2 separate regions of the Homo sapiens genome follow, and region 2 is linked to region 1. Evidence: chromatin loops called from intact Hi-C (ENCODE). Cell type or tissue: endothelial cell of umbilical vein. All regions are shown on one strand. Each heading gives the region's core, and the rest is flanking DNA. Links, peaks and the distances in the headings are about the cores only. Region 1 holds the start of LOC107984998 (a long non-coding RNA gene). Region 2 has its middle 31 kb from the start of ADGRL4.

What was found. Hi-C counts contacts between places; a loop is a spot of excess contacts. Peaks named below come from ENCODE experiments on the same cell type or tissue, not always from the same donor. Only the 100,000 strongest peaks of a DNase experiment are listed, where the experiment ranks them.
Region 2: it touches region 1 in a loop (4-fold over the local background); 2 of 110 quality-filtered maps call a loop at or near these places.

The regions. Positions count from the first base shown.
Region 1 is chr1:79,176,872-79,193,458 of GRCh38, reverse strand. It overlaps LOC107984998 (a long non-coding RNA gene), which reads left to right and starts at 4,979. Exons shown (of 5, transcript XR_001738111.2): 1 at 4,979-5,116. In endothelial cell of umbilical vein, for the core only: no CTCF peak of the experiment used is centred there; a DNase peak (open chromatin) is centred at 4,908; H3K27ac peaks cover 1,963 bases.
Region 2 is chr1:79,029,089-79,045,675 of GRCh38, reverse strand. No RefSeq gene overlaps it. Among named protein-coding and RNA genes, the nearest start is that of ADGRL4, 31 kb to the right of the region's middle. In endothelial cell of umbilical vein, for the core only: no CTCF peak of the experiment used is centred there; DNase peaks (open chromatin) are centred at 3,305 and 4,755; H3K4me3 peaks cover 610 bases; H3K27ac peaks cover 2,604 bases.

The DNA.
Region 1 (16,587 bases), core at 1-8,000:
CTCTTACAAATTAAGGTAAAGCAAGAATACGTTTAAGACTTTAAAAAAGACTGGTGATTTTAATGGCTTAGGCTTTCATTATGACTCAGCAGCATGCTGGTAGAATTTTGTTTTCAATGTCAGGAAGCAAGACCAGGATACAGGCAGTTTAGGTAGAGCAATCAACAGAGACACAGAGCAAAACTGCAGTTGAGCACAGTGTTTATGTTCTTGTGTCTGGGACAACTTGGTTCTCTTTGCGCGGTGTTTCTTACATGAAAACAATAGCCCTGGCATAAAAAACGATGTCTCTCAAGTGAATCATGAGTGTTCTTTTGTTTGTTTGTTTTGAGGTGGAGTTTCACTCTTATTGCCCAGGCTAGAGTGCAATGGCACCATCTCAGCTCACTGCAACCTCCGCCTCCCAGGTTCAAGCAATTCTCCTGCCTCAGCCTCCCGAGTAGCTGGGATTACAGGCGTGCACCACCAAGCCCAGCTAATTTTTTTTTTTTTTAATTTAGTAGAGATGGGGTTTCTCCATGTTGGTCAGGCTGGTCTCAAACTCCTGACCTCAGGTAATCCACTCTCCTCGGCCTCCTAAAGTGCTGGGATTACAGGCGTGAGCCACTGCCTCCAGCTGTGTCTTCTTTAATTAATACCCAAAGGGTAGTTTAATATATTTAAAAACAAGCTTTTGTAAAAGTGCAAGGTAATATAATAGTAGGTTTTAATTGGCCAGGCTGAATTACAAAATTCTACTTTTACTTTAGCAGTTTTCCTCAGTGCCGTATGCTAATGCTAATGGATAAATCTATGAGATATCCTCTTGTACTTAAGCTGATCCTGGAAGGGACTGAAATGAGCAAATTACTCCCTTCATGTACAATGTTCAACCATGTGAGGTAATTTTCTACTTCCAGTCCTCCTGAGTCCTTTTCACAGTACTGAAAGAAATAATTTCTCCAAATTGTTCCTCAGTGGCCCAGAACAGTGAAATCTTCATAAAGACAGAGCTTCTATAAACTTACAATCAGTTGTGGCAGATCTAAATGTTCAAAGTTAAAACTTGGTGTTGAAGGCGTCAAATAAAAAGTCAGTGAAGAAACATTTACATTACTGAAAAGTCCTTAATGTTTCACTGCTGTTTTCCACATGGAACAAGACTTGGTAATAGTTAAAGTCCTTTGAACAAAAAGAGGATAACTACTATTTACCTTCTAAGTCTCAGAGGAAAGCCTGAGTAAAGTCACTTCTCAACTCTCCTTGAGAGGAACCAGGCAATCATGGCAGGGACTGAAAGTTAAAGTGAGAAAGTGTCCCTTGAAAACACAACTAAACGATTTATCCTATGATGGTTCAATATGCACTTCTTAGAATATAAGGAAATGCTTATTTTCCTTTAAGAAACTATGAAAATAACAAGTAAGAACCTTTTCTTGCCATTTTTCTTTTCTGCCTGAATCTTGATATATTTTATCCTACAGAAGTTACATTTTAGCCAAAATAGGACAAATTATCTCTCTCAAGTTGGTCCTAAAACAGAATCCAGCATCCTGAAGTATTTATAAGTTCACAAACTATTTCCCACATTTCTCCTATTACCAAAGGTAAGAGATATTTAAAATCTCAAAAATTTCATTATCTGCATAAACATACTAATAGTGGTTAGGTTTCAATGAATTCCTTTTGGTTGTGTTTGAAACCGTGCTGTATAAATAACTAGGGTAACTGAAATTTCATTTGTAGCAGTACTGTACTTAAAATCTACAAATATCATAGGAGCTAAAGTTTTAACCAACTCTATTAGTTACTTATTACAAATAAAATCCTTCCAATTTCTTTACACAACAGTCTCTATTGAGTCAGGATACCCAGAATATCAGGCAATTAGAAACACGAAATTACTATATCTGTTCTGTCATAAACCAGGAGATTTAAAAATACTTTTTAATGAACACAAATTGCTCTATACTACCTCCACATTATAGCAGGCTTTCCAGAAACTGACACTGGATCTTTGGGATAAAAATAGTTGAAGACATCGAGTTGGAGAAACCATGTCATTTTTTATGTGAGTGGCAAGTTACAACACTAAGTCGCAACATCTAGAGGTGTGTGTAATCCAAGCTGAACCGGAAAATGTTCTTGAAAGCTGCAACAAATTGATATATATAAGGCTAGGAAAAGCAGGTTGGTGAAGAATCAGCTTATCATGGCCGCCTTTTGTTAAATCAAATTTAGCTTAAAGCTGCCTCCTTATTAGTTTGGCCTGAAGTTTTCTCTGAACATAGTGAGCAGTAACCTAACTCAATATGTAAATGGTCTACTCTTGTAACAAGCAGCCCTGTCTCAGTCAATCACAGAAGCTACACTTCAACTACTCACAGGTGACTGAAGCAAGAAAGTTCCCTGACTCCCCTGTGGGACTTGCAACAGGGGTGTGGCTAGTTTGCTTGGCTGCTGTGCACTCAAATCCCTATGGGAGGGGGAGCATGCCAGGTGCACAAGTGCAGAAGCCCAGGTGAGCGCTTTTGGGCTCCAACCCCATGGTAGCGTCTTGAGGTGTGTTACAATTAATGTTCTTTTAGCATTTGCTGTCCACTGATTAAGTGTTAAACCAGCTCAGTGGAAAGTCAGGGTGACAGTCTTTTACACCCTGACCTCTTGGTACCTAGGTCCTTGTCCAGCACCCAGGGAGAATCAGGTCACGTGGACTTGAAGGATGGTGAATGCAGGGAGGGACGGTGAGTGATGGAGGTGGCTCTCAGTGGGATGGATAGGGGCCTGGAAAGCGAATGGAGTGGGAAAATGATCTTTCCCTGGAGTTCCTCCATCCCGCAACTTATCTCCTCTCTGACTGTCCCCAGGCATGGTGGGCCAGAGCGGTCTTGGAAGAAATAACATTGGACATGAAAACAGGAATGCCTCTTCCCATTTAGGGCCGTGAGTTTCCATGCTTGAGGGTAGGGCCTTTGCCAGGGACCGCTCTCTTCTACCCAGTATTTCCCTGCCTTCTGTCCATATTATAACCAACTGTTCAAATAGCATTCAAATAAGGCAAACACTGGGCTGTAACCAAGCCAGTTGTTTCTGTGCCTCACTTCTCTTTCCTGTACATCACTTTTTTTTCTGTCTTTCTGAACCTATTCTGGTTCAGGGGCTGTCCGATTTGTGAATCATTCTTTGCTCAGTTAAACTCTGTTAAATTTAACTTGTCTAAAGTTTTCCTTTGAATACCTTTCACAGACAGATTTAGGGCAACTTGCCACCATCATTGTAAGACTGGTTTTACTTCCTCCCATTTAACTTGCCCTAGATGAGTGGAACCTATTGGACTCCCTTGTGCTTTCACTCAGTTGAACATTATTTATGAATGATCCTGTTATTGAACCCCAGCAATTATTTGATTTAATCTTCTATATTTATCCAATCCAATATAATTTAGAAGAATAACATATTATTTCCTATATATTAGAAATGAAGGCTTTTTATTTTTATTTATGTTTTTTATTTGATGATCTTCATTGTTTAAGGAAGAGAATCATAAATGCTACCCTACTAACCACAAGAAAAACCTCAATGAAAATCTAGTCAAAACTAAAGAAGTCTGCTGCTTATGATCGTTATTCTTAAAACCAAAAATTTCAGGGAGGATGAAGTGTTACAAATAAGGAGTAGTGTTTGATTTGCTTGTTTGTTTGATTGGTTGTTATCTGATAGTGCTGCATACTGAGACCTGTCAGATATGCAGTTACAAAGTTAACCTCTTTATAGAAAATAGGAAGTTTTTGTTTACTCACTAGCCCCTTCCTGGCATCTATTAACTCTTCTAGAATGGCTTTCTCTCCCCATCTAATTTCTATTCAGGGATTCATTTCACCCTCTCAGTTTACAATATCTCAGAAGGATAGTGGTCAACCACCCTCTCCAAGGATGGACAATGTGATTCAGGCCCAAGTCAATCTTATTGGTTGTGGTGAATGGTTGTGGTGAATGGTTCTAAGAGCAGCATATAATCTAAAACAGTTCAATCAATATGTATTTTATAACTTTTGCTACACATGCCTAAAACCAAGATCTATATTTTTACCAAACTTTCTACAGGATAAATAGGAAAGGATATGAAAACCTATGAGAGTATTTTTATATGATAAATGGAGGGAAAGCTGTGAATGCAGTTGGCATAAGGGAAATGTGCTAGACTGTGTAGAGTATAATCGAGTCCTGGTAACATTGCTTGAAACCTGGGTCAGGCATCACCTGAAGTAAAGCTATTGCTATACCTAAGAGTTATGAGAACCAGTAAATACATTTCCTTTTCTATAAGCTAGTTTTAATTTCTTTTTTACTTTTTTATCACTTTTTAATTGATATCCAATTTTAGTCATCCTTATGCCATATCCTTATTGCAATCATATAGCATAGATATAATTATTTGCATGTACAGAAGCAGGGAAATAATCTTAGTTAAGCAAGTTGCCCAAGGTCAACATTTGGCAAATGTCACAGTTGAGGTTTAAAGCTATGTGTAACTAATAGAGCTTAACCTCTTAAACATTACAAAATGAAATTTCCCCACTACAAAGAGGGGAAAATAATCTGGTTTCAAAATCAGATTATACAGCTAAATGATCACCTGTTTTTACTGGCTTTGCATGGACAAATAATCCTGCAAGGATGTGATAAATATGATGAAATGATAAAGTCATGAAATTTTGGAATAGTTAGGTCTTTTATAAGGATATATCATATGATTCTGTTATGCTTTATATAATTTATTTTTGTCATAATTACAGAACCTTCCTCCCTGTAGTAAAATGAGTCCTAAATTGACACTTTCTTCTCCTGTATGCCTGGCTCGTTCTGGACCGGATATGACTCATTTTGTTGATCTTAGCTTCACCATAAGTCTTCCTACAGAAAAATTGTTTTGATTAGTATTTAAAGTATGATGAGGATTGTTTCCTGTTTTTCTTAAGCTTTCCACCCAGTTGCCATTATCCCACAAATGATTTGTTAGGCATGCAGGTTTGTATTGTTTCTGATACTATAAGGACAACAAATACAGCTCTTTTTTTTCAAACTGCTACACCCAGGAAGCTGGAAGAAGAGTAGATATTACATATTGAGTTTCTGAGTGAGTACAATTTTATTTTTTTAAGAAGCTGTGCTTTTTTAAAAAACACGTGAAATTCTTAACAGTGTCCTTTAGAATTATTTCTCCATTATGCATGCTATGATGTGGAGTCTCTCTGTCCTTCAGATAATAGCATAGTTAAAAGACCAGAAAACTAAGCAGTACAATTGAATCTATAACTTTCTATATATAACCTTGAGCAAACAGCTTAACTTAAATTGAAGATAGTAACAGAACAAGTCAAGTATAAATTTATCAGAAAAGAGACTTGGGGAAAAGAGTGAAACTTCTCCATGTTGAGTATACAAAGAACCAATACATGTAAAAATTTTGTGAAAGATAGATTGTAGGACATACACATACCTAAGCCCGTTGTGCATTAGTACATGGCAAGTAATTCAGTGCAGAAAAGGCAGAAAGTGGGTAATAAACCAGGTTCAGCCAGACATTGGAGATTCTTTTATGGCAGATTAAAGATCTCTGTCTTCAAGGGAAGAAGGATCCATTGAACTATTGTAAACAATAGAGAGAAATGATCAAACTTGCATTTCTAAAATATTACTTAGGTGGCAATGTGAAAACTTGATTGGATGGGCCTAGAATCTTCACTATTTGATGACTTGATAAGACGAGAATAAATGGTTTATAAAAATAATAGAGGTTTCTAAATTGGTCCTCAGGATAAATGATGCTTCCGTTTATTAAGAAAGTAGCATTCAGGAGACGCACCATTATTTGGTTAGTAAAGGGGCCCCTTAAAGCTTTGTTTCAATTCTTTGGTAGTTAATCATTGTGTATTGTACTAAGTAATTCTTTATTTTGAAGTTTCCCTGTCAAATAACAGATGGTTACAGCCTCGTGATTGTACCTTTACTGATATTATATTTTTAAATACATAATTCTTGAAAATATTAATAAAGAAACGATATAAAATTAGGAATAAGGTGCAAAAATAACAATGGCTGTTTTTAAAAGTTCAAAATAAGTTACTTGTCTGAGAAGAAATCAAAATGGAAGTTTTAAAAATAGAACTAAATGACATTATAATTATTCATATGAAAACTGCCAGGATGCTAGAAAACATATGCTTTATTTGTGATGGTATCATTATCTACATAGAAAAATATACAAATAGATTTCATAGAAAACATAAGAAAAGCTGCAAATGAATTATTATATTTAATGAGAAGATTTAGCAACTGGATTAAAATTAATACCCAAGTGTATTAATAGAGTATATAATTTTTCTAAACCTACAGATTGCAGTAGCAAAACAAAATGAGATACCTAGATGTGTAAATATTTATATGACTCAGAAAATTATGAGACATTATTTAAAGCCAGCAAAGAACATTTACATAAATAGGAGATATTAAAAGTTTCAGTATCACAATGATGTCAATCGTCCCAAAATAATTAATAGATTTAAAGCAATTCAAATTAAAATGCCTACATGTTTATATAGTAGCTGACAGTCTAACTTTAAAATTTGGCTGGGAACACAAAGCATCATGAATAGCGAGGCATTCTTAAGGAAAACAAACAAGGTTTAGTAGATGTGTCCAAACAGCTATCAGGACTTATTATAGGTCTATATTAAAATGGTGGTGTGAGTAAGGACAGAAAAATTAACCAACGGAAAGAATAGGCATATGGAAATTTAGTTTATGATAGAGCTGATATTGTATACAAAGTGGAGAAAACATAAACTATTAAATAAATTGTAGTAAGACAATAGGTAATTACTGCTGAAAAAAATGACACTTGAGTCCTACTTCACATAATACAATATTCATTTTACTTTGATTAAATAATTAAATATAAAAAAGAATATAATAAATAACAGTATATATTCAATAGAAATATTAACTAATAATTAATTAAACATATTTAATGTATATTAATATAATTAAATATAAAAGATTATATTTTAGTAGATAAAATAGAATAATAATTTACATCAGGGTTTATTAAATATCTTTTAAAAAGCAATTCACTAAGGAAAAGCTGATAGTTTTAACCATGTTAGCATTTACACCTTCTGCTTATCTGAGGATATAATGAAACAGGATACAAAATCTAGAAGGTCTTTACAACATGTGTAATTAATACTGTTGATAACTTTTGTCTATACTTAACTTAGATTTTAATGTTGGCTTTTTCATGCTTATCACAAGTTATGGTTGACAGTTTTGTGTGACTTTGCTTTTTGTTTTTAAATGGAATCAACACTTAAAATACCAAGATGCTCTGGACAGGATGGTTATTAAAAGGAGCCACGGGAAAAAGATTAAAATCCACTTCAGGAAAAACAAAAACAAAACAAAACAAAAAACAAGAAGACCTTGAGAATATCACCATGAGAGTTGTTCAGGGACAAGATTATCAGACAGGATCTAGGCAAAACAAACAAACAAACAAACAAAACCTTGTTGTAGCCAGAAAGGGTAATTGAAGAGTGTTTAATGAAGAGACCAAGGTAAAAACAGGCATAGGGAACCAATAAGTAGAAAGATGTCCCCACCCCTAGTCTTAAAGGGGAAAGAGGAGGGAATGATTAACTGAACCAAAGATACATGCAGGACTTATGGGTTTTGTAAAAAACTCAAGAGCTATTTCAAAACTTCCAGGCAGGAGAGAATATCCTTTCTCTCTAACTTGTACTCACCTACTTATGCCTCCTGTTAGTGGAACCCAACCTACAGAAGGAAAGATAATCCAGGTGACTTATTACATAGATGTCAGACCCTGTTTTCTTTTTCTCCAATAAGGGAATGGAGGAGTATCCAGCAAAGGAGGTAAAATTCAGAAATGGCTGCCATAGTCCAGCACTCAACCATAACAATAGTAATCATAGTAAAAACCGTCATGCTATGTTACTGAGGTATAACACATTATAGCTGAGAAAACACCTGTACATATATAACGTAGTTTACTTCTCAAAAATCCACTGAAAGAATCATTAAGGTCTCAATTTTATAAAATGAAAACTAACGCTCAGAAATTTGGAATTTAGCCACAGCCACGTAACTAAAAAATAGGGAGATTTCAATTCAAAAGACCACACAGGCTTCCTGAAATATATAACCAGGTATGTATATTAGGGCTGGTAATTTTTATGTAATGATTTCCCTTACTCACTTCCCCTTTTCTTCACCCCAAAACAAATGCAGTGTTGGATAACTTTAGAGAGATTGGAATTTGTTGATTTTGCAGTGGTCTATGAGAGGAGGTTTTTATATTTAAGGTGCTTTGAGTGTCAATATTCAAATTTTGTGGGTTTGAATTACTACTTTGCCATTTACTGTGTGTAAAACCTTGGAAAGTAGTTCATCTCACTCTTTCAGATTTCTGTAAAACAAGATGCAATATAGTATACCTTTTTTGAAAGTATGTTGTGGTGATAAATTTAAATAATTCAGGTAAAGCATTTAGAAAAATATCTTGCATATTATAAGCCATCATTGTTATTTTTGCATTATTGTCATTATCTGTATTATTAATACTTCAAGATTATGCCTATCATTATACTCTAATCTCACAACACTAAAATGCTACTTCTTGGGCACCAATTTCTCTCCTTCTACTACCAGTTTTATTTCATAGCCAAACTAATTGAGAGTTTTCTGTATACTGTCTCTACTTCCATCTCTTCATTCTCAGCCATTTCAATTGTATTCATATCTTCTCAAAGTTTGCCAGGATCTCTGTTTTATTAAATCTCATGACACTTTTTCTGCCCTTATCATGGAATTCTGCAGCAAAAGTAGATGCAGTTTAATTCTTCTTTTTGTTTTGTTTTGTTTTGACAGTATTACTCTACTCTTTTTTCATTCCTCAGCTCTGTAACAAATGTAACCTTCTGACTCCACTGATCCAAGTTGCCCTGGTCATTCCACAAAATTACAATATTATTTCTCCTTACCACTGATGACATCAGAAATTACCTTAATTTTCCTTTTTTTAAAAAATTCAGTTCCACTTGATTGTAAGCCCTATGAAAATAAAATCTTGTTTATATCAGTCATTGCTGTATTTTCAATGCCACGAACAGTGTCTTTCATATCATAGGCCCATATTGTTAAATAAATTGATAAATAATATAACACACATATAAACAGGTGTCTCATACCAAGTAGGTGCTTAATAAATGATAGCTTTTATCCTTCTAGCAATCTGAAGGCAAGGTAGCAATCATTTGTTTAGTTAAATGATTCCCTGAGTGGTACAGTAGATTCCCAAATATACTCCCAACATAACCATGGACCAACAGTCTTTCTACCCTGAACTGCCATTCTTTCATGGGTTCTCTTTTTCCCTCAGTCAGAAGGAAAATGCCATCCTGTTTGGGTCACTAGTTCTTTCACATCCATTTCCAACCATTCTGTAGTACGGGTGGTCCTCACGTTATGAGAGTTTGACTTAGGATCTTTTCAAGTTAACAATGGACTTATAGGGACATAACCCCATGGTAAGGCGAGGAGCATCTGCAGTTAGATTTGTCTAACTAGAGAACGCTTAGGGGTGATGCTGCTTAGCGTCTTCACACTCTGACCTATAAGACTTCAGCTCTGACCTCAAAAATAACGTGATAACAGTACCCTAACAGTATCTTAAAAATCAGTCATTACAGTAACATAGCTAACCATTTTTATAAAAAGAAGTAAAGCTATTTAAGAGACTGAATTGATCATTTGTTTGAATTAACTGATCAACTAGCAGCTAGCCATCAGATGGCCTGAAATGTACTTTTATACAGAATGCTATAATTTTCAAATCATCTTTACATACAGTGTTTCATTTAATTTATAGCATTATGATAAAGTTAGAACTACCAAAAGCAATTATCACTTGAAATGACCTAAGTTGTCATCTACTCCAATTTCTTTATTCCTATAATAATGACGGTGATAATGATACCACATTACTAACTTGAATTATCTCATCCCTTTGTAGGAAAATTAATATATTTTTAAAATTAACTTTAAAATTGACTGACTAGCCAGTGTTCTTCTGTCTCAGTAATATTGCAATCCATGTCAATCATTCTAGATACATGACATTCTAGCCTACTTGGGGGTGGATGTTAAAATTATATTCTCAAATATTGTTTAAATTAAATATGGGAAGAAAAATGTAAATGAGAAAATTTAAAATACAAAAATGCAGTAACATATTGGCAGTTGTCATTCATGTATTATCTTTTATTTGAAGACATGGCAAATGCACAGAGCTAGTACCATATTCTGCAAACTCTGATACAAAATTTGATATGTGCTAAAATGTCAAATCTACCAATGTCAGTTATTAGTACCTTCTTTGGAAGTGTATCCAGTTCCTTTTTTATATCAGCTTTCTTTCCTGATACTGTTTTGAAAGCTTCATAAGATATTCATAACCTAGAGAAATCTAATAATTTTTCCCAGTAATTTCTTTTACTGCTTTATGGAATTTGTTCAGAGGAATACTAATATTAGATACTAATAAGAAATGTTGTCATATTAAAAAATACCTACTGCTTATCCATAAAAGGGGAAACTTTAGCTTCATCTGGTAACCAGAACCAGGATAACCATGGAGCCATCTGGTAAAACTAAAACGCTATGGCAAATTAGCATTACCAATCACCGCTACATTCTTACTGTGAATCTCTATATGCCAAACAGACCTCTCCCAGGAAGATCATAAAGGAAAAACAAGGTCATAGTGTCAGACTCCGTGTCCTTGATTATTTTTTTCTGTGATTTGTGGGGAGATGGGTGGTTGGCGTATATTTTATATTTTAAACAATTTCCAGGAAATTATTATTTCATTGAATCATAAATGTTAGGATGGCAAGAGGTCCCAGGAAAGCATCTGCTTCACTTATTTTTTTTCACCCAGGTAATAAATTATAATCCCTATTTTATGGATAAAGTAGTTGAGCCTTTGAGAGCTGAGTGCTTTGAAAAAAAAATCATGTGGTTTAATTCAACTAGAAATAGGTGCTTCTCCTGTTAGAGCATTTAACACACTGTCTTGACTGCCTGTTTAGTTCTTATTTATTCATTGGTTTCTCTTAAAACATCCTAAGCACCAAAAAAGTGCACATGAATAAGCCACATGTATGTTTATCACTTTTTAGTCATTGGCTCCTAGTACTCTGCTTAGCACATAGAAGTTCAATTAATATTATTGAATAAAAAGTAATAAATGGTAGAATGATCATTCAAGAATTTACTGTTAAATATTCATCTGTGGACATGAAAAGCCATTTATTTAAGTTAGAAATTTTGAATGATGCATCCTATTTTTATTTAGGAGAGTCACAAAATCAGATTATTTTTAGTGCAAGAGAGGACCATACTGTTTATTCAAAAAGAAGAAAAAACCTATCCTTGTTATGCTAGTTCTTTAAATTATCATATCAAGTATAAAAACGAAAACAAAAAATAGGTATTGAGACATATTTCATATTGTTCACTGGAGCCTGAATGAGGCATTATTTCTTATAGTTGTTGATACCTCTTACACATAGAATCTAACAAACATTTTATAACCTCTTTACGAAATGTTGTATTTCCCTTTCTTTCACCAGAGGAGTTTCATTCTGAGCCTGAGTACTCAATATAATTCACATTGAAAATTAACTCCATAGCTTTCCTACCATCATCATTATTAAAGGCCTCCAGGTGCTCAGTCCTCAACATTTTTCAGGCAGTAAATTGCTCAGGTCCTTTTGAGGAATTTAGAAACAGAGAACCAATAAATCCATCTATAACCTCAAAGACCTGTCTGCCATTTTCAGACAGACAGGTCTTTGTTGTGTTTTGTTTTGTGTTGCTTTATCCTAAGGGCACTAATGGGTGTAATAATTGGGACACAAAAATAATCAAAAAAGAGATACAAACAGCTTTGTATACTAGAGGATACCATCAGATTGCCCTAAGCATCATTTTTCTCATCTTCCACTGATATGTATGGGTTTATGTAATGTTTGTCTTTCAGATACATCTGTTGGAAAATACCAGACCAAACTGATATTTGTTAGCATTCAGGCAGTCTCTTTTTCTGCTGGAAAATAATGAAAACAACATATTAAAAGAATAGCTGTCTTGTAGAAAGTACCTGTTTTTTTAATATACACTTATTTATCAAAGCCGTCTTATTATTTGAAATGTCTCTTGGGTTTTGAATAATCATTTTATCAGGTAAAATTTGTAGTGATTCTTTCAACAAACTGAAACTTATTTCACATTCACAAATTCATTGTTCTATCATGTATATTCATTTAAAAAAACAGGAGGAGAAGAAAGAGAGACATGTCCCTTTCTGAAACATTTCATGCTGATACCTAGATGACCAGTTTATTCTTAGGTCTCATTTTCTGTTGTGTAAAGCAGAAAATGAGCTCCTTATTTTATTTCATTCTTATAATTTAAGAAGTGCTGGCTTCAGTTGGAATTGATGACCTAAAACTTCTAGAAAAAAAACTTGAGTAGCTTTTATTTTGAAGACAATATATAAAGTTTGTATAGTTCTTTGTAGAACTGATAAAAATTGCTCAGTAATTCAGAATATTAAAAAATATAGTCTTGATATTTGGTTTATATTGGTTTATAGTGTTTTTCCTTTTAATTTAAATAAACATGCAAATATTGTGGGTAATCTATCTTTGTATTTCTACTTTCCTATTATAGATTTTAACATATTAGCTGATCTGAAAGTGCATTTCCATCATCAAAGGCAAAACAAAACTTAACTAGAGAAATGTTTATTTTTCATTAGAGACCACTGTAATAGCCTCAATGGGGTAAGACCATATTCTCGTTGTCTTACTTTGAGGTTTCCTATTAGGGACCAACGTAGAGCAAACTAACTAAATGAGACAAGTTCATCTTTCAATTTTTGGGGTTCTCCAATGAAGTATTTTTCCTGAACAGGTCATGATATCTCAAACATTCTGCAAAACTCAGTGCTCACTTCTGTGCAATACAGCTGTATGCTTGTCCTTTATGTAAGTTACCATGATTTTGTAATGAGAATCTGTATCTCTGGCTACATCTGAATATCCCAGGAATCAAATTCTGATGTCAAAGTTGATAAGAAGGAGGCAGTCACCTATGATGAATCCTACCTATTACAAAAATAGTTTAAAGGCCAAAAGATATTTGGAGTATTACATGTTTCAATGCTTTCTAACTGAAGCTAATAGACTACTGATATGGTTTGACTGTGTCCCCATGCAAATCTCATCTTGAATTCCCACGTGTTGTGGGAGGGACCCAGTTGGAGGTAATTGAATCATGAGTGAAAGTCTTTCCCGTGCTTTTCTTATGATAGTGAATAAGTCTCATGAGATCTGGTAGTTTCAAAAACAGGAGATCCCCTGCACAAGTCATCTCTCTTTTTGCCTGCTGCCATCCATGTAAGATGTGACTTCCTCCTCCTTGCCTTCTGCCATGATTGTTAGGCCTCTCCAGCCATGTGGAACTGTAAGTCCAATTAAACCTCTTTCTTTTGTAAATTACCCACTCCTGGGTATGTCTCTATCAGCAGCATGAAAACAGACTAATACAGTAAATTGGTACCAGGAGTAGGGTTCTCCTGAAAAGATACCCAAAACTATGGAAGCAACTTTGGAACTGGGTAACAGGCAGAGGTTGGTATAGTCTGGGGGACTCAGAAGAAGAGAAGAAAATGTGGGAAAGTTTGAAACTTTCTAGAGACTTGTTGAATGGTTTTGACCAAAAGCCTGATAGTGATATGGGCAATAAAGTTCAGGCTGAGAAAGTCTCAGATGAGACTTTGGACTGCAGACTTTTGAGTTAATGCTGAAATGAGTTAAGACTTTGGAGGACTGTTGGGAAGGCATAATTGGTTTTGAAATGTGAGGACATGAGATTTGGGAGGGGCCAGGGGCAGAAAGATATGGTTTGGCTGTGTCCCCAGGCAAATCTCCGGTTGAATTCCCACATGTGGTGGGAAGGACCCTCTGGGAGGTAATTGAATCATGCCTTTCCCATGCTTTCCTCGTGATAGTGAATAAGTCTCACTAAATGTGATGGTTTTAAAAGAAGAGTTCCCCTGCACAAGTCATCTCTCTTTTTGCCTGCTGCCATCCATGTAAAATGTAACTTGCTCCTCCTTGCCTTCTTCCATGATTGTTAGGCCTCCCCAGCCATGAGGAACTGTAAGTCTAATTAAACCTCTTTCTTTTGTAAGTTGCCTAGTCTCAGGTATGTCTTTATGAGCAGTATGAAAACAGACTAATACAACGACCCTGTCCTAAACTGGATTGAATAACTAGAAAATTATATTTCCTTACATAAAAAATTCAGAAGCAGGTATAGTCAGGGGCTACATGTTAAAGCTCCAGCTCCACTTCCCAGTGAATAATGAACTATGCATGGCATTATTCTCAAGCCAGAAGCAAAATGGCTACAACAATTTAACAACTACAACCCACTACCAACAGCACCTGTAACAAGAAAATTAGCCATTTCTTCTCTGGCTATTCAATTTTTTGTATGAGAAAGAATCCTTCTAGACAACTCCGGAATCCCTCAAGAATCCTTCCAGAATTCTCCAGAAAACTTGACTTCCTGCCTTATGGGTCAGTGTTTGGTAACTCAATCAACAACAAAGGGAATGAAATTATTATTATGTTTTATCCAGGTTAGAAAAGTCATTTGAGGAAGATATAAGTGAGGAAATTATCTGACAAACAAGTAAACACTAAAAGAGGAGATAGAAAGGTAATAGAAATAGAGCAAAGGAACTAAGCTATGTCAGAATAATAGCAAACAGAGTTGTTTTATCTTGAAAATCTATCAGGTCTGCCTAAAGCCTTGCTAAAGGTACATTAATTTTTATATTTTCTGAGCTTACCTCCCTGTGTCTGTTTGCAACAAAACTTCATAAGTTCAATTAAATCCAAAGACTGTGGAACAACATCCTAGTTGCTAGGCAACATCCCAAACTCCAGAACTTTTTTGACTTCTTACTCTATGTCATAAACTACTTTTCCACATCTTATTCCCTTGATTCCTTACTCTTTAATATGTAGAGTAAAATATCATTAATTAATATAGCCCCTTTGCAGGTTTATACCATCTTTGATTTAATCATACCTTAAATAAAAGTAGCAAATATATTTGCTTTAGGTCTCCCTACTGTATTGTTACAAAGACTCCATGTTTTCAAACTCTTCTCTTTCCTATTTTCTTACTCCTTAGTTACTGTCCTAGTTTGCTATTGCTTTCTTTAATTCAGTCATTGCTGCAAGTGGAAATCAATCACTGTTCCACTTATGTTGCTATTGTTGTTGGTCACACACCAGAGGTGTTCCTGCAATTGCCACTATTTCCATGACCACCACCAGAGATCTATTGAAAACCTTCTCCCGTGACTAGAATTCTTTTGGCTAATTAGGTAAACATAGCTCTTTTTGTAGTTTAGCATTTTTTAAAGTATGCTAGTTTTCTGTTGTTATGTAACAAATTATCACAAACTTAATAATTTAAAAAACCAAATTTATTACCTCAGAGTTCCTGTGGATCAGGAGTACAGCCACAGTTAACTAGGACTTCTGATCAGGATCTCACAAAGCTGTAACTAAGGTGTTGTTTAGACCTGAGTTTTCACCTCAAGCTCGGTGAACTTTTCCAAACTCATATGATTGTTAGTAGAATTAATTTTCTTGCAGCTGTTGAACTCATGGAAGCTCCTTCTTCAATGACAGCAGGAAAGTTTTTCTGATTTCCAGAAGGCCCAGTTCTCTTTAAGGGTTTACATGATTAGGTTAGCCCCATTCAGGAAAATCTCTCTTTTGATTAATTCAAAGACAACTGATTTGGGACCCAGTCATGAGAGTGACAATCCATCATATTCATGGTTTTGCCCACATGCAACAGGACAGGATTATAAAAGGTATGAACGTCAAGGGGCTAGGGGTCTTGGGAGTCATATTAAGATTCTGCCTACCACAAAAGCTAGCTTTCATTTTCACTTCATTTTTATAGTCGTTATGTTAGGCAGCTCGGATGAAAAGATGATAAGATTTGATCTCTAGCCTTAGAGAGTTTACTCTACTTTGGAAGATGTATTTGCAGAGATTAAATAAAGGAAACAAGATAAACATACAATTAAAAACAATCATGTAATCTAATAGGTCAACAGAGGAGATATGCTAATCTGGTTTTGGGAAACATAAAGAAATAAAGGTAATACTTAAATAGGTGGCAATGTCCTTAAAAGTTGAAGCTTTCTAAGATGAGTAAAATTTAGACAATTTAAAATATAGGGAAATGATAATACATATAAAAATAAGAAGAAGGAAAAAAGAATGGTCAAAGGCCTAGAAGCATATATCAACATGTAGTATTTCATGAAATACTGGCAATTTATCATTTTGCTAGAGTTCAAGGTTGGAGGTAGGGAATTGAAACAGTTAAAATATACAGAAGTATTCATTATATTGGGAATATTGA
Region 2 (16,587 bases), core at 1-8,000, 150 kb after region 1:
ACCCTGGCCCACCACGTCCCCATCCTGGGCCTATAAAATCCCGAGACCCTACCAAGGCAGAGACAGAGGCAGCTGGCAGAGACAGAGAAACAGTTTGGCAGAAGACACAAGAGGCTGGACGTCGAGAGGACGTCAATGGGAGCACGCTGGCAGAAAAGCACACTAACAGACGAGGGTACACTGGCAGGCCTTCGAAGGCCGGCATGAGGCGGAGTTTGGCCGGGGCAGTCAGAGGAAAGCTGGGGCTGCCAAATGACTCAACTCTGAGGGAAAACCATCTCCCTTCTGGCTCCCCTATCGTCGGAGAGCTACTCCCACTCAATGAAACTTTGGACTCATTCTCCAAGCCCACATGTATGTGATCTGATTCTTCCCATACACCAAGGCAAGAACCCAGGATACAGAAAGCCCTCTGTTCTTGTGACAAGGTAGAGGGTCTAATTGAGCTGGTTAACACAAGCTGCCTATAGATGGCAGACTAAGAGAGCGCCCAGTAATACATGCCCACTGGGGGTTCAGGAGCTGTAAACACTCAACCCTAGACAGTGCCATGGGGTCGGAGCCGCACAGCCTGACCATCTGTATGCTCCCCTAGAGGTCTGAGCAGCGTAGCACTGAAGAAGCGAGCCACACACCCTGCCTCAAACCCTGTAGGGGGACAAGCAAACTTTTCCCGTTTCACTTAAAACATCTTTCTGACACATGAAAAAAGTCACTGATCATAGAGCATGTTTATTTATATTAAAAATAAAATTTTCCATGAGTTAAAAGATTAAAATACAGAGATTAAAGTGCTTTATTTCACTTATTAATATATAAAAGCAAGAAAATTAAACGTATTTAGTTTTCATTAAATATTTTTAACAAATGGTGTTAAAATAATTATTCACTGAAGTTTTTAGATATTCGGCACTTCTCCTTAGCAAGTTCTACTTATATTTCAAATAGCACATCTAAAAAAAAACCATATAATTATTATATGACATTTAAAAGTATTAGTGTTTTTTTCTCTGGATTTAAACGTGAGTAAATAAATCATATTATATCCGTAAAACTTCTAGAGTTGGCAAGAATCTAGTTTAGTCACATTCACATTTTATTTTAAAGCCATGAATTCCCTTAATAAAAATGTACTCATACAATTAGTAGCAATTGTTTTTAGATAAAATAACGTTTCTTTGATTCAAAATAAACATTCATGAGCTACGTTAAGATATGTAAAATAAACATTTTAGGAAAATGATCTGTAGCTGTATTTCTGAATGTTCATGTCATATGTTACCAGCTTTGATACAGTTCATGAAATTTGAAGTACAGCAATACAGACTGTACCATTTATATGTCAAAGACATTTTAATGCTACCTCTTGAAACTGTTCTACTACTGATTTCCTGGTGAAAAATAATACATTTAAATAAACTTCAGGTAGCTGAAAGACTACCACAAATTAAGACACAATAAAAGTTATGTACCTCTTTTAATAAATTCAATGTAGAAAGTTAATAACGAGTTGTAAATTTTCCTTTTGTCATTGGGTGACATCAAATAATGTATAACTGTCACAAGACTATTAGCATACAGACTGAGGAAAGAGTTGATAACAAATGCTAACAAATAAATAAACTTTCTAGTGCAACTTTAAACTTACTCTGGACTCTATTCCTTATTTTAGGAAACTAAATTCAGAACAGGGTGAACATATGTACTGCATTTTAACACCTATGTTTGACAAGATTTGTGAAAATAAAATGTCAGAATAATAGTTTTTGAGGGAACTGGAACTTTTAAAACCATGAAGTGAACTGAAAAGAAGAAAGGGAGGGAGAGAAGGAGGGAGAAAGAAAAAGAAAGGGAAATGAGGAGGGGAGGGGGTGCAGAGCAGAGAGCAAGGAAAAAATTCCTGATGCCTTAATCAACAAACTTGCCTCCCTTTGCCTTGTGTTCCATCACTTGGAGCAGTTTGTCAGTTGGCAGAATGAAGAAGTAATTCACAGATTCTGCACATTCCAGTCATAATCACAGGAATGAATTCGGGACTTCCTAAGATTTCACTGAGGAGATGCAACTTTGCATAACCCATGCGGAAATTCATTTCATCTGTTTTCATTTTATTCTATCTATCGTGTATTTTTGATGACGAAATGGGAAAGAAAAAATGAAATTCTATCATACGAATTTCTGTTAAATATCATTTTAGCTATCAGTTGTCACACCTGCTATTTGATGCATTTCAGTCAATTGACACAATTATATATTTTTGCAACCTATATCATTTTCTGAAGCCTTATTTATTTTACAGTAAATCCAATTTATTTTATTCAAATATCTTAACAGATACCAAATATTTGTTTCTCATATGTTTAAATATTTTTCAGTATAAATCTGCAAGGTATTGAATAATATGCCTCTTTTTAAGCTAAAATGAGTCACTATTTTTTATAATGTCATGACAGCTCTGAAGGCTCTCTTTAGAAACATCCAGGTCAGCACATGCACTTAGATTTTCTAATTTTTATTTTTATTATACACAAATTACAGTTGCATATAATTATAGAAGTGGTGTTCCGCTTTTTTAATACAACATGGAAAGAGTAAATTAAGCTAATTAACTTCAAATATTTAACATTTGTTGACGAACACATTAGAAATTTACTCTCAGCAACATTGAAACATAAAGGACTCAATTATCAGCTATATTCACCAAGCTGTGCAATTCACCTAAAAAAAAATAAAACATATCCCTCCTTACTGAGGCTTTGTACCCTTTGACTGTAATCCTCCCATTCCCCCACAGCCCAGTTGCTAGTAACTACCATCCTACTTTTTGGTTCTGTGACTTCTATTGTTTTAGGTTCCACATATAAGTGAAAATATGTGGTATTTGACTTCCTGTATTTGGCTTATTTCACTTAGCGTAATGTTTGCCCATTCCATCCATATGAATTTCAGGACGTTTTTGAGGCTTCTTTTTATCTCTTCACAAGCTCCTCTTAAGTTCTGAAGCTCTATCAATCTTCTACAGTTAGTTCAGTATCAGTTACCTCCAGAATTCTATTATTAGACTGATATATCCATTTCATTTTTAGTACCAAATATACATATATTTATATATAATCCCATACAGGATTAATCTCTCTTAAATACAACATAAACATAAACAAAAGCAGATTTTAAAAGATGAAATAAAGATACAATGAACAATATTTTACGGCTTCCTTATTGAGATGGCTTTAGAACATCATTATCTTTATTCTTGAGTGACATTAATAAGTAATGATAGCATATTATGTAAAAATCTTGTTTCAAAAAGGGATCTTGAAAGTTTAGGTTTTTGGCTAAATTTTTGTTAAATCTGATGAGTCACTGTTTTTACCTCTAAATGACTCATGCTGGAAATAGCAGAAGTATTAGCATCCCACTTTCAAAATGAGCTGTCTACACACACACACATACACACACACTCATGTGTGTATGTATATATATATATATATATATATATATGCACACACACACACACAATACTAGGTTATTCGTGTGTACTTTTATGAAGATGGTTTTTCAGTCAAACTTCTGACAATTCTACCTAAACAGGAATTTCTCATTTAGATGCTGAAAACAAAAATACTTCTTTGTGTTAATTTCCATTCACATATATTGTAATTTCTTTATGATTGGCCTTAAGTAATTTAGAAAATATTTTTCTCTTAATTTATTTAAATATTTGCTAGGTTAAGTAGTTTAAATGTATGATTTATTGGAAACAATTAAGATGGCCAGGCATGGTGACTCACGTCCCTAATCCAAGTGCTATGGGAGGCCAAAGTGAGAGGGTTGCTTGGAGTTTAAGACCATCCTAGGCAACAAAGCAACACCCCATCTCTACAAAAAATAAAATTACAAAATTGTCTGGGCATGGCGGCATGCACTTCTAGTTCTAGCTACTTGGGCATCTGAGATGGGAAGATCCCTTGAGCCCAGGAGTTCGAGGCTGCAGTGAGCTATGACCACACCACTGCACTCCAGCCTTGGTGACAGAGAAAGACTGTACAAATAAATACATATAATTAAGATGATTTCCTGGACTTTTGTTTCTACACTTGCGTTATGTCTTATTCAGATCTCTCTCTTTGGCTGCATCATTTGATAAAAGAAAAGAAAGAATAAAAGAGAATGCAATCTCCTAACAGAGGGATCCCTTTTGGATTTTTCCTGCCAAATATATTTTAATATTATGGTAAAGTTGTATTTAGTAAAAAATATTTTATGTCATTCATTACTCAACATTCACTTATTAAAATATATTTGAATGCATAATATTTTTGAGCACTATTCTGGATAATGTAGATGTCTTTTTTAAGAGTTGGTATCTGCTTCCTTCCTTTATATAGTAACTCTGGGTCTTAAATTAACTGAATTGACAGGGTTCCACCCAAATTTCCTCTGGCAGCTTTTTCTTTTAAACCTACTGCAAATACAATTTCTTCAAGTCAATAGAAAATAGGTAGTCCTTATCAACCACAAATAATTACTTAACTGTGTATGAGCAGGCACATAAGGGTCAGTCCCCACCCTCAAAGCCTGAGTTTAGAATAAATCCTGGAAATAGTGCTCAGTTTATCAGGGAATATGAAAGTTGACATTTCTATAGTTAACATGCTTTGTCTCTGGTACTGACAGAAGAAAAGAAAAGACTGATCTAATCATTCCACTGTTCCAAATTACATCATAGATAGTGACTTAAAATGAAAACATACTTCATAGACCTACTCTGTAAGGTTTCTATTTCGTGCTGTGACAAAGTATTTAGGGACTGCAAATGACAGATGTGAAGTACATTAGCGAAATGAATAGTTACATCGTCCCACCAGAGGAAGCACTTTTTTTTATCACAACAATTTATCATGAAAGAGGTGGTGATTTAAGAGAAAACATTGAAACGAAAGTACGTATTGCAAAGGAAGTTAGCAAATTGAAATTATGACTAAAACACTAGTAAGCAGAAGCTTTTGTAAATGCTTTGGAAGAGCATTTTTGTGACTGATTTTAATACGTTGAAATTAAACTGTATTACTTAAAAGGTGAATAAGTGAAAAAATGTACAAGTCTCAGAGTACCTCATGTCAAAGGAAAGAAGGAAGCTTAACCGCGACTTAGATATTACTTGCATATTTCGCTCACTGGCTTTAGAGTATCATTACCTGTATTCTTGAGTGAGATTAGTAATGAATGTAAGTATATTATGTAAAGCGTTGTTTCAAAAAGAGAGCTTGAAAATTTTTTTTTTGGTTAAATTTTTGGTTAGATCTGATTAGACTGTCACTATTTTTACCTTATAAGACTATTGATACTTGAAATAGTAGAACTATCATCATTCCACTTTCAAAACCAGCAGCCTTTCTCTCTCTCTCTCTCTCTCTCTCTACACACACACACACACACACACACACACACACACACACACACAGAGTTATTATTATGTATTTCATGAAGATAGCTTATCAACCAAACTTCTGAGTGGGTAGAATCTTGCCTAAACAGGAATTTCTCAGTTGGTTGCTGAAAATAAAGTACCCATACATGTATATTTTGATGTGCATATATTTTAATTTATTTAGTTGTAATTAGCCCTCAATGTTTTTAAAACTGTTGCTCTCTTAATTTAAGTAAATTAAGAATCATTTAACTTTTTTTGGATCATTCAACTGATATTGTGGCAAATACTGAATTTCCACTGCCTAAGTATCTGGTAAATATTTTTTTCATTCCATTCAAACATTTTAGAAATAAATACAAGTCTAAGTTCAGAATCTAAATGCTTAAAAAGCAGATAAATTTGATTAATTCTATTTTATTTTATTTTCTTTGCTTATCAATAGCTATTAATGTTTAGAAAGTGTTATTTCAAGGCCATGTGTGTTCAAGAAGACCTCTAGAGACAAATGTGTATAATAAGTTATTATAAATGCCAAAATTACAAAAGGGAAACCTGATTTTGAGACAGGAGATTTGGGTGTAGATGCAGGGAACCAAAGGCTGTTTCACACCAACTTCATAGAACTGAATTGAAAGGAAAACTCTCACTTTTCACACCTAAGTAACAAAAGGACCAGGGGCTACTCCCTTTGCGAACCCCATTTTTTTCTGCGTGGCAGATGAGAAATTGGCTGTCCCCAGCAAATCAGACTGATTGCAGGTGGAATCTTCCTTTGCAGCTTTGTAACTTCACTCCAGCCTCTGAATGGTTGCTGTCCACAACCGATCAGATTGATTGTGGTGAGCCTTCATTTGCATGCAATGTATAACTTTGTAACTTCACACTAGCCTCTGATGGTTGCTTCTTGCAACCAATGAGATGTTTGCACAGGAGTGTGACCTTGGCAACTTCATTTCAGCCTCTGGTTGGCTGCTTTCTGCAACCAATCAGACTGATTGTGGGCTACCACTTCATTTACATGAGGTGAGCATGAAGTGGCCAATGGGAAACTTCTAGGGGGTATTTGCACCCAAGAAGATTCTCTATCCTGGCCCTTGAGCCATTGCTCGGGTCTGCTCCCACACTGTGGAGTGTACTTTTGTTTTCAATAAATCCCTGCTTTCATTCTTCTGCTGCTTCATTCTTTCTTTGCTTTGCGGGGCATTATGTCCAATTCTTTGTTCAAAACGCCAAGGAACTGGACAACTTGCAGTCACAACCCACTACTGGTGACACTTTGGACAGAGGAAAGTCAATTTTTCAATCTTTCACAAACTTTACTGCATGTAAAGAACCTCCTCTACAAGGCTCTTAAGACACAGAAATGGAAAGATACAGCTCAGAAACTTGGGAGGTCACTTTAAAAAAATGAGGTAGTTAACATACAATTTCAATACAGCACAGATATGCTGTAATAAAAGTATTTTTAATATGCTGTGAAAGAAGAATAAAGTGCCTCAATCTGTGAGAAATTTGTAGGCAAATCAGCCCAGAGAAGGAAATCTATAGGTACGTTGCCAGGACATAGAAGTTTCCCAAAGCAGAAACCAACCCTACCCAGCCCAAGTTGGAAGGGTGAATACAGCCAGTCAGGATACTTCTATTTTTCTGATCAGTCATTGCATTAGGAATGGCTGCATTAAATGATACAGGACAACATTAGAAGAAATATGTAGGCAGAAAGGTCCTGGGAAAAGTTCAGGAGAAACCTAAAAATGTGCACATATTTTCAGAAAATGTGCAAAACTTGGGGAGGTTGCTTTAACTGAAAACGGTCCAAAGCTTACTCAGAGTTACATTTTGCATTTGCAAGCTAAATGACTTAACTTTTCTCATTGATCAAAATAATAGAGTGTGTGTGTGTGTGTGTGTGTGTGTGTGTGTGTGTGTGTGTGTGTTAGTCTGTTCTCACATTGGTCTTGCTATAGACCTACCTACCTGAGACTGAGTAACTTGTAAAAAAGAAAAAAAGAGGTTTCATTGACTCACAGTTCCACAAGCTGTACAGGAAGCATGGCTTGGAGACCTCAGGAAACTTATAATCATGACAGAAGGCAAAAGGGAAACAGTCAAGTCTTACATGGCTGGAGAAGGAGAAAGAGACAGGGGAGGAGGTGCTACACACCTTTAAACAACAAGATCTTATGAGAACGCATTCACTATCACAAGAATAGCAAGGGGGAAGTCTGCCTCCATGATCCAATCACCTCCCACTAGGCCCTTCCTCTAACATTGGGAATTACGATTTGACATGAGATTTGTGCAGGGTCACAAATCCAAACCATATGATTCTGCACTTGGCAATTCCCAAATTTCACATCTTTCTCACATTGCAAAATACAATTTTAACTCTTCAATAGTCCCCAATTCTTACCTTATTTCAGCATTAACTCAAAGTCTCATCTGAGACAAGTTAAGTCCCTTCTGCCTATGAGACTGTTAATCTGAAGAGTTAGTGACTTCCAAGGTACAATGAGGGTATAGGCATTGGGTACATATTCCCTCTCCAAAAGGAGAAATCAGCCAAAACAAAGTGTTACAGGCCCCATGAAAGTTCACAATCCAGCCAAGCAATCATTAAATCTTAAAGCTCCATAGTAACCTCCTTTGACTCCATGTCTCATATCCAGGCCACACTGATGCAAGAGGTGGGATTCCAAGCTCTGGGGAAATTTTGCCCCTGTGGCTCTGCAGGGCTCAGATCCCAAGCTTGCTCTCAAGGCCTGCCATTGAGTGTCCATAGCTCTTCTAGGCACACAGTGCAAACTCTCAGTGGATCTACCATTCTGGGGTCTGGAGGATGGTGACCCTCTTCCCACAGCTCCACTAGGCAGGTTCCCCAGTGGGGACTCTGTATGTGGGCTCGAATCCCACATTTCCCCTCTTCACTGCCCTAGTAGAGGTTCTCTATGAGGGCTCCACCTCTGCAGCAGACTTCTGCCTGAACATCCAGGCATTTTTCATACATCCTTCAGGCTCTAGGCAGAGGCTTCCAAGCCTCAACTCTTGCCCTTTTCACACCTGCAGGTTTAACAACACATGGAAGCCACCAATGCTTATGGCTTGAACCCTCTGCAGCAGTGGCCTGCGATGTATCTGGGGCCCTCTTAGCTACTGCAGGAGCTGGAACAGCTGGGATGCAGGGAGCAGTGTCCCAAGGTTGTGCAGGGCAGTGGGGCCCTCTGCCCAACCCATGAAACTGTTCTTCCCTCCTAGGCCACTGGACCTGTGACTGAAGAGACTGATGCAAAGGTCTCTGAAGTGCCTTTAAGGTTTTTACCCCATTGTCTTGGCTATTAGCATTTGGCTCCTCCATCCTTTGGCAAATTTCTGCAGCCTGCTTGAATTCCTCCCTTTGAAAATGGGATTTTCTTTTCTACCACATGGCCAGGCTGCAAATTTTCCAAACTTTTATGATCTGCTTTACTTTTAAATATATTTCAGTTTCAGATCATTTTTTTGCTCATGCATATAAGCTTATGCTGTTGGAAGCAGACAGGCTGCATATTGAAAACTTTACTGCTTAAAATTTTTTTCTGCTAGACACCCTAAATCATCTCTCTCAAGTTCAAAGTTTCACATCTCTCTAGGGCAGAAGAACAATGCTTCCAATCTCTTTGTTAATGCATAATAAAAGTGACCTTTGCTCCAATTTCCAATAAGTTCCTCATCTCCTCTGAGACATTCTCAGCCTGGACTTCACTGTCCATATTGCTAGCAGCATTTTGGTCACAACAATTTAACAAGTCTAGGAAGTTCCAAACTTTCCCTCATCTTCCTGTCTTCTTCCTAGCCATCCACATTCTTCCATCCTCTGCCCATTACCCAGTTTCAAAGTTGCTTCCACATTTACAGGCATCTTTAGAGTAATACCCTACTCCTAGTACCAATTTTCTGTATCAGTCCATTCTTGCTTTGCTATAAAGAAAAACCTGAGACTGGGTAATTTGTAAAGAAAAGAGATTTAATTGACTCACATTTCCACAGCCTGTACAGAAAGCATGACCAGGGAGGCCTCAGGGAACTGACAATCATGGCAGAAGGCAAAGGGAAAGCAAGGATGTCTTACATGGTTGGAAAAGAAGAGAGAATAGGAAGTTGCTACATAATTTTAAACAACCAGATCCCATGAAAGTGCACTTAGTATCATGAGAACAGAAATGGGGAATCCACCCCCATGATCCAATCACCTCTCACCAGGTCCCTCCTCCAACATTGGGGATTTAATTCAACATACAATTTGGGCAGGGACACAAATCCAAACCATATCAATATGTATGTATAACTATCCTAGTCACCTCACTATCAACACTTAAAACAAAAAGACAAGAGAAAGATTGAACAGGCAGCTCAAAGTGATGACATATCACCTAATGATCTGTTCATTAATAAAATTTCAACCTAAGTGATTCACTCTCTTGTGTGTTGATATCAAAGTTCAGATATGTGGTGGCTTATGCCTCTAATCCCAGCACTTTGGGAGGCTAGCAAGGGCAAATCACCTAGATCAGGAGTTTGAGACCAGCCTGGCCAACATGGTGAAACTTCGTCTCTACTAAAAATACAAAAACTAGCAGGGTGTGGTGGCACATGCCTGTAATTCTAGCTATTAGGGAGGCTGAGACACAAGAATTGCCTGAACCTGGGAGGCAGAGGTTGCAGTGAGCTGAGATCGCACCACTGCACCCCAGCCTGGGTGACAGAGTGAGACTCCATTTCAAAAAATAATAATAATAATAAGTGTAGATATCTTTGCAACGCTTCAGTCTTTATTAGCTAATGTAATAATGCATAATGTGAGGGGTTAGATGTAAAAAGAGTAATTGGTGTTTGGGAGAGTGCTGGAAGCAGGAGATCCAGCAAAGGGTTCAAATCAAAGGAATGGCAAAAGTAGAAGTGAAATTAGGATAGAGACTGAATTACTATATCATAATTTTGTCTAGCACTAGTCTCAAACACAATCTGTCAGCTGAAGTCTATTTCTTTTCAGAAAGGTAAATTTTTTAATCTAAATTTTTGTCTTTATTAATCAATTCTATCATAAACATGGGTCTAGGTGGACATATTCCATATTAGCATTTGCAGGTTTATTATGAAACAATGACTGAAAATTGCTACCATTACTGAAATTACTACATGCTGGAATTGTGCTTGATATGCATCATTGCATTTAATGCTTATAGCAAAACTATGAGGCAGATATAGTGTTTACATTCCCTGATAAAAGCAAAGCTCAGTTGCCCAGCATCACAGAACTTGTAAGTAGCAAAAGGAAGATTCAAAACTAGGGTTTCTGAATGCAAAGCCTGTGCTCTACATGTGGATTATGGCTTCTAGGAAGAAACATGTCAGTAATTAGCCACAAAGTGTGGCATCTCTATGCCCTAGAGATAATAATTTTAGTGTCTAATTTTTGAGTGTTGAGATAATCTATTGAGGTGTTTATAATTTTTTATACAACAATATCAAATTTCCTTGTCAAGAAATGTTGACACTGCTTTTTAACAGACTGAGTGCAGACGAAGTATTTGGAAGGATTAATAATTCATTTACCAAATACTTGAAACCACTCCTATAACAACTTATGCCTAATTTACTTCCAATTACACACCTTTATAAAAATTAAGATTTTTAGATTTATATTAGGATAGTAATATTAACAACCGCTCTTGAAATTTTATGGAAACCAATGAGTCAATATTCATGAAGTACCTTGTAATTTCTAGTTTAAAGGTGTTTAATTTAAAAAAATATATAGATTCTAATAAAAAGGTCAGGTGTGAAATTTATTGAACTGAAAGCAAGTTGTTCTTTATGTGTAATTAATCATGGGTCCTACATTGACATGAACTAAAAAACTCTAGCTTACTGCAACTCAACCTCACTAGAATAGCCAAATGAGAGAACAAATTGTCCAAGTAACATCAACCTAAAGAATACAATAGAAATTAACATAAGTATAAATGTCATAATTGCTGTCATTTAATATTCATTGGCTGCCTGCTGAGTGGATATAACTATGATAAATGCTGTAAGAGTTTTAAAGAGAGGGAGGATACCCTGGGTCAATAGTATAGGAAAAATTAAGTTATATAGTATGATTTTAATAGTTTTAGAACACAGATCCCCTTCAATTTATAGCAAGCATTATTTACTCACAACTACATTGTTTATAAAATTTTATAAATTATTTGTATTATAAAATATTTGATACAGATGAAAGACCATGTATAAACACTTACATATTTTAAAGCATAATAATAAACCAGATACCACTATATGTACTAACTGATCCTCCTGTATCTCTTACTTTTAATCTTTCACCCCAAAGTACCAGTACCCTAAATTTTCTTGTGTATGCTTTTTCCATTAATGATTTTAGCATGCATGTATCTATCCCTGAACAACAAATCAGTTTGTTTTTGAAATTTATAAAAATGGTATTATACTTTGTTATCTTTTTTCTCTTTCTCTTTTTATTTTTCTCTTTCTTCATTGTTTCTAAGACTTATACCTTTATTTCTTTACATTACTGAAAAATATTATGTTATTTGAATATACTTCAGTTTAATTTTTAGTTCTCCATATATTCATGGAGGTCATTTTCAAGTTTTTGTTTTTATTTTTTGTTTGTTTATAGTGCTGCAAACAAAGCTGCTATAACCCACTTTGTATTTGTCTCCCAGGGCAGGTGTGCAAGTTTCTTGGCCTATATGTCTAGAAATATAATTGCTGAGTGTTAGGCATCATTTTTTTGCTAAGTCAATGAAGCAAAATATACACTTTCACTCGATTTACATCCACACCACCACTTGGTATTGTCAGGCATCTTACTTGTTACCAACCTCAGGGACATTTCTGTTGATTTTTCAAACTCTATTGAGATTTTGTTTAGAACTTTATTGAATCTGTGGATCAGTTTGTGGAGAAATGGCAGGCTTAAACTCAGTATAACTCACCATTCATTTAAATTTTATTTAATGACTTCCATTATATTTCATAATATTTTCTAGGCAGGTCTTCCAATTTTTATTATATATACTGTTACCTGTATTTCTTGTAAATGGTAAGTGCTTTGTTTTGTTTTGTTTTGTTTGAGATGGAGTCTCGCTCTGTCGCCAGGCTGAAGTGCAGTGGCACGATCTCGGCTCAGCCTCCCGAGTAGCTGGAACTACAGGCGCCTGCCACCATGCCCAGTTCATTTTTGTATTTTTCAGTAAGACGGGGATTCACCATGTTGGCAGGTTTGGTCTTGATCTCTTGACCTCGTAATCCACCTACGTCAGCCTCCCAAAGTGCAGGGATTACAGGAGTGAGCCACCACATCTGGCCCAAGTGGTATTTTTTAATGGAGCAAAATGCATTTGACTTTTATATATTGAGTCTGTATCGATCTACTTTGTCCATCTTTCTTATTATTTTGAATAATTCATACGTTATATACATGTGTAATAATATATACATAATAGCAGCTTTGTTTATTCTTTTCAATCCTAACATATTGTACTTCTTTTTCTTTCATTTCTTTTCTTTTCTTTTTCTTTTTTTTTTTTTTTTGTTTAGTTTTGAGACAGAGTCTTGTCCTGTCATCCAGGCTGGAGTGCAAGGGGGTGATTTCAGTTCACTGCAACATCGGCCTTCCAGGTTCAGCAATTCTCCTGCCTCAGCCTCCCCAGTAGCTGGGATTACAGGGGCGCACCACCAAGCCTGGCTAATTTTTTTTTATTTATTTTTATTTATTTATTTTTCTGAGATGGAGTCTCACTCTTTTCACCTGGGTTGTAGTGCAATGGCGAGATCTCGGCTCACTGCAACCTCCGCCTCCTGGATTCCGGCAATTCTCCTGTCTCAGCCTCCTGAGTAGCTGAGATTACATGCCTATGCCACCATGTCCAGCTAATCTTTGTATTTTTAGTAGAGACGGGGTTTTGCCATTTTGGCCAGGCTGGTCTCAAACTCCTGACCTCAGGTGATCCACCCACCTCGGCCTCCCAAACTGTTGGGATTACAGGCGTGAGCCGCTGCGCCCAGCCTAATTTTTGTATTTTTATTAGAGATGGGGTTTCATCATTTTGGCCAGGCTGGTCTTGAACTCCCAACCTCAAGTGATCTGCCCACTTTGGCCTCCCAAAGTGCTGGGTTACAAGCATGAGCCACCACTCCTGGCCATACTTCTTTTTCTTACTGTGCCAGGTTTTCAGCACAACTTTCAAAGAAGTGAAAATAAAAGTCATTTTTGTCTTTTTCCTGATTTTATTTATTTATTTATTTATTTATTTATTTATTTATTGAGATAGAGTCTCACTCTTTCACCCAGGCTGGAGTGCAGTGGTGTGATCTCAGCTCATGGCAACTTCTGCCTCCGGGGTTCAAGTGATTCTTGTGTATCAGCCTACCGAGTAGTTGGGATTACAGGCATGCGCCACCACACCTGGCTAATTTTTGTATTTTTAGTAGAGACGGGATTTTACTATGTTGGCCAGGCTGGTCTCTAACTCCTGACCTCAGCAGATCCACCTGCCTCAGCCTTCCAAAGTGCTGGGATTACAGGCATGAGCCACTGCACCAGGCCTCGTCTTTTTCCTGATTTTAAAGCGATATGACTAATGTTTTCTATTAAGACTGATAGTTTCTACGGATGCTTAAATTTAACACGTTATCATTCTAAAGATGTTTTAAAATATCATACTTTTAGAAATTAGAAATGAACACTGAGTTTCATCAAACAATTCTTTTCTGTATCTATTGAAGTGATTCCATTTTTTTCCCTTTTAGCCACTTAGGGTGATAAATTCACTTGAAAATTTTCTAAGTTCATAGTTGTTTCAAGTTGAATTCTTGTGATAAATTAAAACTGCTTTTTTCCTATACATCAATGGATTTTTATTTTCTTATACACTAGTGGATTTGACATTTATCTTTTATTTACACCATTTTTGCTTAATTTTAGTTTCCATGTTGTACAAATCTTATAGGCCAGGTTGCTTTTCTTCCCCCATTCTCAATATTCATATAAAATGGATTTAAATGATATATTCTTTAAAAATTTGATTAAACTCACATGTAAAATTATCTGGGTTTGATGTTTTCTCTGTGGGAAGACTTTTAAATACTTGAAAGTTGTTATAGGACTACTCTAGCATAATTTTTTAATCAGCCAAGACAAATTATTTTTGTCTTAAAATGTATCCTTTGGGTAAATATTACAAATTAATCCGAATAAAATTATTTTTAATTCTGTCTTTATTACCTTCTACTGAAAAACCACCTTTCTTGGCAATAACAAAAAGAATTAACACAAAGTGTATATTCAAAATTCGAATTGCCCAACCTATCACTCATAATTTTGTAACTATCTTAGAGGCAATAAATTATCATTATTCATTTTAAAGATGAAGAAACTAAATCACAGAAAAGATTGCTCAGCTTAAGTGTTATAGTTGGCCAGGCATGGTGGCTCATGCCTGTAATCCCAACACTTTGGGAGACCAAGCCAGGTGGATCCCTTGAGGTCAGGAGTTCAAGACCAGCCTGGCCAACATGAAAAAACCCAATCTCTACTAAAAATACAAAAAATTAGCGGGGCATCACAGTGCAAGCCTGTAATTCCAGCTACTAGGGAGGCTTAAACCCTGGAGGCTTGACATTGCTAGAATCCGAGGGAATCGTTTGAACCCGGGAGGTGTAGGTTGCAGTGAACCGAGATCACACCACTGCACTCCAACCTGGGCAACAGAGTGAGACTCTGTCTGAAAAAAAAAAAAAAAAGAAAAGAAAAGAAAAAGAAGAAAGAAAAGAAAGAGAGAAAGAGAGAGAGAGACAGGGAGGGAGAGGAAGGAAGGAAAAAAGGAAGGAAGGAAGGAAGGGAGGGAGGGAGGAAGGAAGAATAAAGTGGCATAGTCAAAATTTACTTCTAAGATGTTTTGTTTCAGAGCCTGTGTTCACTAGAATTGTCTGTCCACTAGAAGTCCTGTGGTTTCATGTCTTGTCTTTCATCAGAAAAGTTCTCCGTTTTCCTTTTGTCAATTTAAAAAAATTTCAACTACAGTCAGGATGGCAGGTTTATAGAAACATTTCTCCTATTCTCACCATCTGGTTGAAGTGAAATTAGAAGTTCCCAAAGTGAAGAATATTGTATTCATAGAAGATGGACAATGTTCTCAGCAGACACAGGCATTGGAATGGAAAAAAAATAATCCAAATAACAAGAACAATGTTATACTTCAAAGGAATCATCTCCTTTTACTAATAGAGCTTCATGTGTAGTAAAAAGTTTAACATTGCTGGGCGTGGTGGCTCACGCCTGTAATCCCAACACTTTGGGAGGCCAAGGCGGGTGAATCGCTTGAGGTCAGGAGTTCGAGACCAGCCTGGCCAACACGGCAGAACCCCTTCTCTACTAAAATACAAAAATTAGCTGGGCATTGTGGTGCAAGCCTGTAATCCCAGCTACTAGGGAGGCTTGAACCATGGAGGCTTAAGGACGTTGCTAGAATCCGGGGTAATGGCTTGAACCCGGAAGGTGGAAGTTGCAGTGAACCGAGATAACACCACTGCACTCCAGCCTGGGCAACAGAGTGAGACTCTGTCTCAAAAAAAAAAAAAAAAAGAAAGAAAAGAAAGAAAGAGAGAAAGAGAGGGAGGGTGGAAGAGAGGGAGGGAGGGAGGGAGAGAGGAAGGAAAGAAGGGAGGGAGGGAGGAAGGAAGAATAAAGTGGCAAAGTCAAAATTTACATCTAGGATGTTTTGTTTCAGAGCCTCTGTTCACTAGAATTGTCTGTCCACTAGGAGTCCTGTGGTTTCATGTCTTGTCTTTCATCAGAAAAGTTCTCTGTTTTCCTTTTCTCAATTTAAAAAAAATTCAACTACAGTCAGGATGGCAGGTTTATAGAAACATTTCTCCTATTCTCACCATTTGGTTGAAGTGAAATTAGAAGTTCCCTAAATGAAGAGTATTGTATTCATAGAAGATGGACAAGGTTTTGAGCAGACACAGGCATTGGAATGCAAAAAAAAAAAAAATAATGAACATAACAAGAACAATGTTATACTTCAAAGGAATCATCTCCTTTTACTAATAAAGCTTCATGTGCAGTAAAAAATTTTAACCTGGCA